Linked DNA regions of Homo sapiens: region 1 is linked to region 2. A link is a contact called in ENCODE Hi-C or POLR2A ChIA-PET data. All regions are on one chromosome and are shown on one strand. The core of a region is the stretch at or near the end of the contact, and the rest is flanking DNA. Distances in the headings are between cores, read along the strand shown.

Evidence for each region. A loop is a pair of places that touch in the nucleus more often than their neighbours do. ChIA-PET counts read pairs that join two places held with the same protein, here RNA polymerase II (POLR2A). Pooled maps may share reads with other maps.
Region 1: a map of CD8-positive, alpha-beta T cell shows a loop between it and region 2 (2.4-fold over the local background). The contact joins the promoter of ITPKA here to the promoter of JMJD7-PLA2G4B in region 2. A Hi-C loop is called at or near these places in 1 of 168 maps with a recorded cell type or tissue (CD8-positive, alpha-beta T cell) and 10 of 50 pooled maps. POLR2A ChIA-PET finds 5 or more read pairs at or near these places in 3 of 52 experiments (activated T-cell, endothelial cell of umbilical vein and naive thymus-derived CD4-positive, alpha-beta T cell).

The regions. Positions count from the first base shown.
Region 1 is chr15:41,492,464-41,495,314 of GRCh38, forward strand. It overlaps ITPKA (inositol-trisphosphate 3-kinase A), which reads left to right and starts at 1,411. Exons shown (of 7, transcript NM_002220.3): 1 at 1,411-1,953. The coding sequence starts at 1,465. RefSeq lists enhancers at 313-813, 814-1,314 and silencers at 1,051-1,670, 1,691-1,870, 1,981-2,030.
Region 2 is chr15:41,826,687-41,829,875 of GRCh38, forward strand. It overlaps JMJD7-PLA2G4B (JMJD7-PLA2G4B readthrough), which reads left to right and starts at 1,406. Exons shown (of 25, transcript NM_005090.4): 1 at 1,406-1,502. The coding sequence starts at 1,439. It overlaps MAPKBP1 (mitogen-activated protein kinase binding protein 1), which reads left to right. Exons shown (of 31, transcript NM_014994.3): 31 at 1-1,169. It overlaps JMJD7 (jumonji domain containing 7), which reads left to right and starts at 1,406. Exons shown (of 8, transcript NM_001114632.2): 1 at 1,406-1,502. The coding sequence starts at 1,439. RefSeq lists enhancers at 1,004-1,233, 1,265-1,559 and a silencer at 1,294-1,383.

The sequences.
Region 1 (2,851 bases), core at 161-2,660, 330 kb before region 2:
TAGAGACAGGGTTTTGCCATGTTGCCCAGGCTGGTCTCGAACTCCTGGGATCAAGCAATCTGCCCGCCTTGCCCTCCCAAAGTGCTGGGGTTACAAGCCTGAGCCACTATGCTTTGCCGAAGATTCCCGTCTTCCCACTGAACCTTCTTCTTTCCTTCTCCTGGGCCATTCCTGAGCCCTGGCTGAGGGGAGAGAAGGGAAGGAAAGCCCCTCCTGCGGCCATCTCAGCATCCAAGGCAATCCTTCTGGGGCTGCTCTGTCTCCAGGGCCCCAGCCATCCCCAGACACTGAGTGCCTGAGGGGGGACCCTCACTCCTGTGGCACTATGGTAAGATAGGAAACAGTGGCTTCTCCTCAAAGCAGCCTCGCCGGTCGGTCAGCTGACTACCAACATGGGAAGTGGCCGAAGATCCACATGGAATGACACTGATAAGCACTTTGCAGTGTCTGAAACTCTTAAACATCAGTGCTGTCTTCCTAGTTTTACAGACACAACTCTGTGGGTTGGATGAGGTTTTTCTAAATGTACAAATGCAGAAATATACGGAGGGAGTAAAGGGACTGCCTACAAATCACATCTAGAGTGTGGTGTACCTGATTTCAAGTCTTTTATTTTATTCTCGCAGCAACGGGAGAATCCGCAGTCGAGGGAGGTGAAATGACTTGCTGAACGCCACACGGCGGACTCCAAGCCCCGAGCTCCTATAACAGAGGAGGAGGAAGGCGGGCTCAGCTCCTGCCACCCAGCAGCGGGGGAGATGCAGCCCGGGACTAGGCTGGGCCATGGGGACAGATCCAGGCCCCGCCCCCTGACCTTGTTCTCTGCCCGCCGGGAAGTGGGGAACTTGCGGGGAGCAGCCTCAGCTAGTCCCTGGGGCAGAGTCTCCACTTGGGTGCACGCCCTGGGGTGGGGCTTCTTCGGGAAGCCGGGGGCCTTCAACTCTGCTCAGGAGCTCGGGCCGGAGAAAGGCCCCGAGACTTGAAGCCCTTGCCCGGGAGGGATGAACACGCAAAGGAACCCGAGGAACGGGGTAGGGGACCAAGAGTAGGACCAGCTTCTCCTGCGCGGGGACAGGGCCTGTGGAGCGGCCTGGAGGAATCTCTCCCAGCCGCGAAGCCCGGGAAGGCTGCGAGGCCCCAGCGCGGAGCGGCCCCTCCCACCTCCCCGAGGGCAGGCGGAGCGAAGCCTCGGGGCCCGGGCCCAGGTTTTGTGCCTACGGAGGCTGGACTTCCCCGCCACCCCGAGGAGTCACCGAGAGCCTTCTCTCCCTCGCAGGGGCCCTGGGAGGCCCGCGCTTTCTCTGAAAGTGGAAGGAGTGGGCGGGGGGCGCGGCCGAGGCGGGGCGCGGGCGTGCAGCGGCGCAGGCTCCGCCCCGGGGCCGTCTCCAGCCGGGGGCGCCGAGCCGCTCCAGTCCCCGGCGCGCCGCGGGCTGGTGGGCTCAGCGGCGGCGCCGGCACTGGGAAATGACCCTGCCCGGGGGCCCAACGGGCATGGCGCGGCCGGGGGGCGCGAGGCCCTGCAGCCCGGGGCTGGAGCGGGCCCCGCGCCGGAGTGTCGGGGAGCTGCGCCTGCTCTTCGAGGCGCGCTGTGCGGCGGTCGCTGCGGCCGCCGCCGCGGGGGAGCCCCGGGCCCGCGGGGCCAAGCGGCGTGGGGGACAGGTCCCCAACGGGCTTCCGCGGGCTCCCCCGGCCCCGGTGATCCCTCAGCTGACCGTGACAGCCGAGGAGCCCGACGTGCCCCCGACCAGCCCTGGGCCGCCGGAGCGGGAGAGGGACTGCCTCCCGGCAGCGGGCTCTTCGCACCTGCAGCAGCCGCGCCGCCTTTCCACCTCGTCGGTCTCCTCCACTGGCTCCTCGTCGCTGCTCGAGGACTCGGAGGACGACCTGCTGAGCGACAGTGAGAGCCGGAGCCGCGGCAACGTGCAGCTGGAAGCGGGCGAGGACGTGGGTCAGGTACGGGCCGCGGGGGCGGGGCCAGCGCCGGGCGCGGGGGCTGCACGGGGGACCTGGCTGGGTGCTCCCGGAGGACCCGCTCCTGTCCATGCTCCCTCCAGCGGAAGGTCCTGTTCTCGCGGTTTAGGAGGAATCTGGGGGTCAGAGGGAGGCGCCTGGCCGACCTCTCGCCTGGGCAACTTTCACCTCGGCTCCGCCGGCGGGTCGTGGCGCTGGCCCTGGGGCGTCTAAGAAGCGGGGCGAGGAGCAGGCGACCCGCCGCGGGGACTGGGCGAAGCGGGGGTAGCGGACCTTGTTGGCTGTGGGTTAGGACAGGAGGGATCGGAGGGGCTGAGCCTTGCCGGGTGAACCCTCGGAAGGAGAGAGGCGAAGGAGAGTTTCCCTTACCCCCCGCCCCCTCTCCGGTGCCGCGGCCGCACCCCCGCCGTTGCCACGGTTTCCCTCTCCTGAGTGGGAGTGGAGCGGCGCTCCAGGCTCTGCTCGGGAGCCGCTGCCGTCTGCTCCCAGCGCCCGCACGAGGCGTGGACGCAGGGGAGGGAGGGGCGTGGGCCTGGGAGCTCTGGCTGGGAGCGGAACGCAGCCCACCCAGTGCGCGCCCTGCCTCCCATCTTCCCGGCTCGCCGCTCCTGAGCGCGGCAGAGAGGGGCGGTAAACTGAGGCTGCAAGGGGGCAGGATCACTCTGCTAGTCTCTGCCTCTGATAGCCTGGGTGTTCTGGGACCAGGTCTGACCCTCGGAAAACACAGCCCTGGGCACTGTTAAGTCATTCCTGACGCCCGCCACTTAGGGATGTGCGGCTCCCGGGACACCCTCCTTGTTCCCCTCGTTTTAACCAAGGCCAAATACCTTGAATAACTGTCCGTGGTCAGCGCGAAGGACTTTCTTTAGATCCACGTTTC
Region 2 (3,189 bases), core at 156-2,655:
TGGAGTTTGAGAGGAGGGAGGTGCTGGGGCCAAAGGAGACACTAGAAAAGTGGTAGATGGGACAGGTAAGTGGCAGAGGTGAGGGGATAAGTTAGAATGTAAAAGGGCAGTAATTAGGGGTGAGGGAAAGGAGATAGGGGACCCTAGGAGGTAGAGTGGGACCATGTCGTGAGGCAGTTGAAGAGTTGAGGAAAGGTTTTTCTGGGCCCTACTGCTCCCCTCTGCTGCAGGTAAGTCAGAGCAGCTTTACCACAGCTTCAGGCCACGAGAGCCCCTTCACCCGCCCTGCTGCGCCATAGGCAGAGGCTTATAAAGAAATGGGTTCTGGGCCAGGTGTGGTGGCTCAAGCCTGTAATCCCAGCACTTTGGGAGGCCGAGGCGGGTGGATCACCTGAGGTTAGGAGTTCGAGATCAGCCTGGCCAACATGGTGAAACCCTGTCTACTAAAAATAAAAAAATTAGCTGGGCGTGGTGGTGGGCGCCTGTAATCCCAGCTACTCGGGAGGTTTAGGCAGGAGAATCGCTTGAACCCTGGAGGTGGAGGTGGAGGTTGCAGTGAGCCGAGATCGCGCCATTGCACTCCAACCTAGGTGACAAAGCTACACGCCATCTCAAAAAAAAAAAAGAAAAAGGGTTACAAAAGGTTCCCAGCTCCGGGGCATCAGCCTGAGTGCGCTTGAGCTGCTCCAAACCTGGCCCTTCCCCACTCCTCTAGCATCGCCACCCGCATGGCCCTGGAACTCCCGCGGCGGCGGGGGCGGGCCCGTGCCTGCTGTGCCCCGACTTCCCACACCAGCCGCGCCCACCGCAGGTGGGACTCAGGTTCGCCCTCTGGGCCAGGTCCTTCACGAGGAGGGAGCTACCCTTCGCCAGAAGTTTGTGAGAATGTGGCCGCCCTTTTCCTGCCCTCTGCCCCATGTGGGTGGGGGGCCTCGTGGCCCGGCCGGCGCCCCGTCCCCTTCTGCATGTCTGAGGCCACCGGCAACCGCCGCCCCACTCCAGATTTGCCCCCGCCTTGTTTTGAAAGCCCCTTATTTATAACTTTTATACTTTGTGCAGGTCGCGGCGCTTCCTGCCTCATCCTCGGCTGCATGGGGCGGGGGCGCTGTTTTTAACGTGCCCGTTTGTACTGATGTATGAACTTGTCAATAAACACAATTGTTTGTTAACCCTGGGATGCCGGCCAGTGGGGCAGGCCGAAGCGGGCGCTGCCAGTCGCTCCACCGCTTCGGTGGCAGAACCCGGTGTGTGTCCAGGGGCAGGACGGGGCGGGGTGCTGGGGGTGTGGCCTGCGGCGGGTGCCTCTGGAAGGGCGGGGCGAGGGTCTGGGGGTGTGGCCTGCGGCGGGGACTCTGGGGAGGGCGGGGCGAGTGCTTGGGGTGTGGCCTGCGGCGGGGCGTCGGGGAAAGGCGGGGTCTCGGCCGGCGCTGACGCAGCCATGGCGGAGGCGGCTTTGGAAGCCGTGCGGAGCGAGTTACGAGAATTCCCGGCCGCTGCAAGGGGTGAGTGGCTCTCCCACAGGCTGCGGCGATTTCCGAACACGGGAGGGGCCCTGGGATGCCGCTGACACCGGGGGCTCGGAACCTCGTGTGTGCGACTGCCCTGAGGCCCCGCTCGGGTTGCTCTTCTGTGGCAACCTGCTTCCCTTCTCCCGTGTTCGCGCGCTCCCGCGGCTTCCTGGGTGATTCTGTTCACGTTGTTCCCAAGGCCCGGTGCCGTCTTGACCGTGGTCGCGGCGAAGCCCTGTGTTTCCTACAGTCTTGAGCAGCTTGCTGTTACCCTTGTTGAAAGCTCATCGAAGGCACACAGCTGGTGGTCGGATTCCTCCCCCACGCGCCCCACCTCCGACCTCAACTCCCTTGTCGCACTTTGGGAGGATTGCAGGCTGACCAAATGGTCCCTGGCTCTTCCCCTGCTTGGTTTTTATTCCTTTTCTTTCTTTCTCTCTTCCCTCCTTCCTTCTTTTTTCTATTTTTAAATGATTTCTTACCACTGAACAGCAACACAGGCTCATGTGTATGTGATGGGTATGTAATATACAGTGGTACGCAATGTAAATGAAGCAAGGTTTCCTCCCAGCCCCAGTTTGCATTCTTACAGAAAGATTGTTTATATCCGTGCACACACGACTTTTTACCCTTTTTTTGTACAAATAGTAGCCTGCTAAACACACTCTTCTGCACCGTGTATCTTGGAGATCATTTCACATTCCTCTACCTCAGTCTTTTTCACGTCTGTGTGCTAGTGCTGTATTCACTTAGTCATTTAGGTCATGTCCAATCCGTTGTTTTCAATAATGCTGCAACGAATACTTTGAGGATTGATTTAACAAATACTTATTCAGCATCTCTGTGTGCCAGGCTCTGTTCAGTGTGTTTGAGATACATCACTGAACAAAACAAATCTGTCTTTTACAGTCTATGTCCTGTTACATTCTAAGTGAGAACGTGGACAATCAACCACAGGTGTACTGAATGAGTACATTGTAGAGTAGAAGAAGTAGGTTAGAAGGTAAGTGCAGGCAAAGCCCTCTTTGGGAGTATGCCTGATGTGTTTAGGAAACAGTGAAGAAGCCAGTCTGCAGGAGCAGCGTCTTCTGCGCATGTGTGAGTATGTTTGTTGGTTAAATACTTTATATTTTTTGAGACAGGGTCTTACTCTGTCACACAGGCTGGAGTGCAGTGGCACGATCATAGCTCGCTGCACCTCGACCTCCCAGGTTCAAGAGATCCTCCTGCTTCAGCACCTGGGAGTAGCTGAGACTACAGGCATGCGCCACCACGCCTGGCTAATTTTTTTGAATTTTAGTAGAGACAAGGCTGGTCTCAGATTCCTCAAACAATCCTTCCACCTCAGCATTCCAAAGTTTTGGAACGCCATGGAACACATAAGCCACTGCTCCCGGCCTTGTTAAATTCTTAGCAGAGTTATGGGGTCAAAGCAATTGTTTGGATCCCTTTTGAAATTTTCTCACTTGGAAGCCCCAGGAGAGGAAAGCAGCCATTCTCTAAAGGAAATGGTGAGCAAGTAAAACAAATCCCTAATTGCAGAAGTCCAAAGGGTGAAAAAATGGCAGTTTCCATGTATTTTCAGAATCCCAGGCTGTGTGCAGTACTCACGCCTGTAATCCTAGCACTTCAGGAGACCAAGGTGGGAGGCATCTCTTGAGGCCAGGAGTTCAAGACCAGC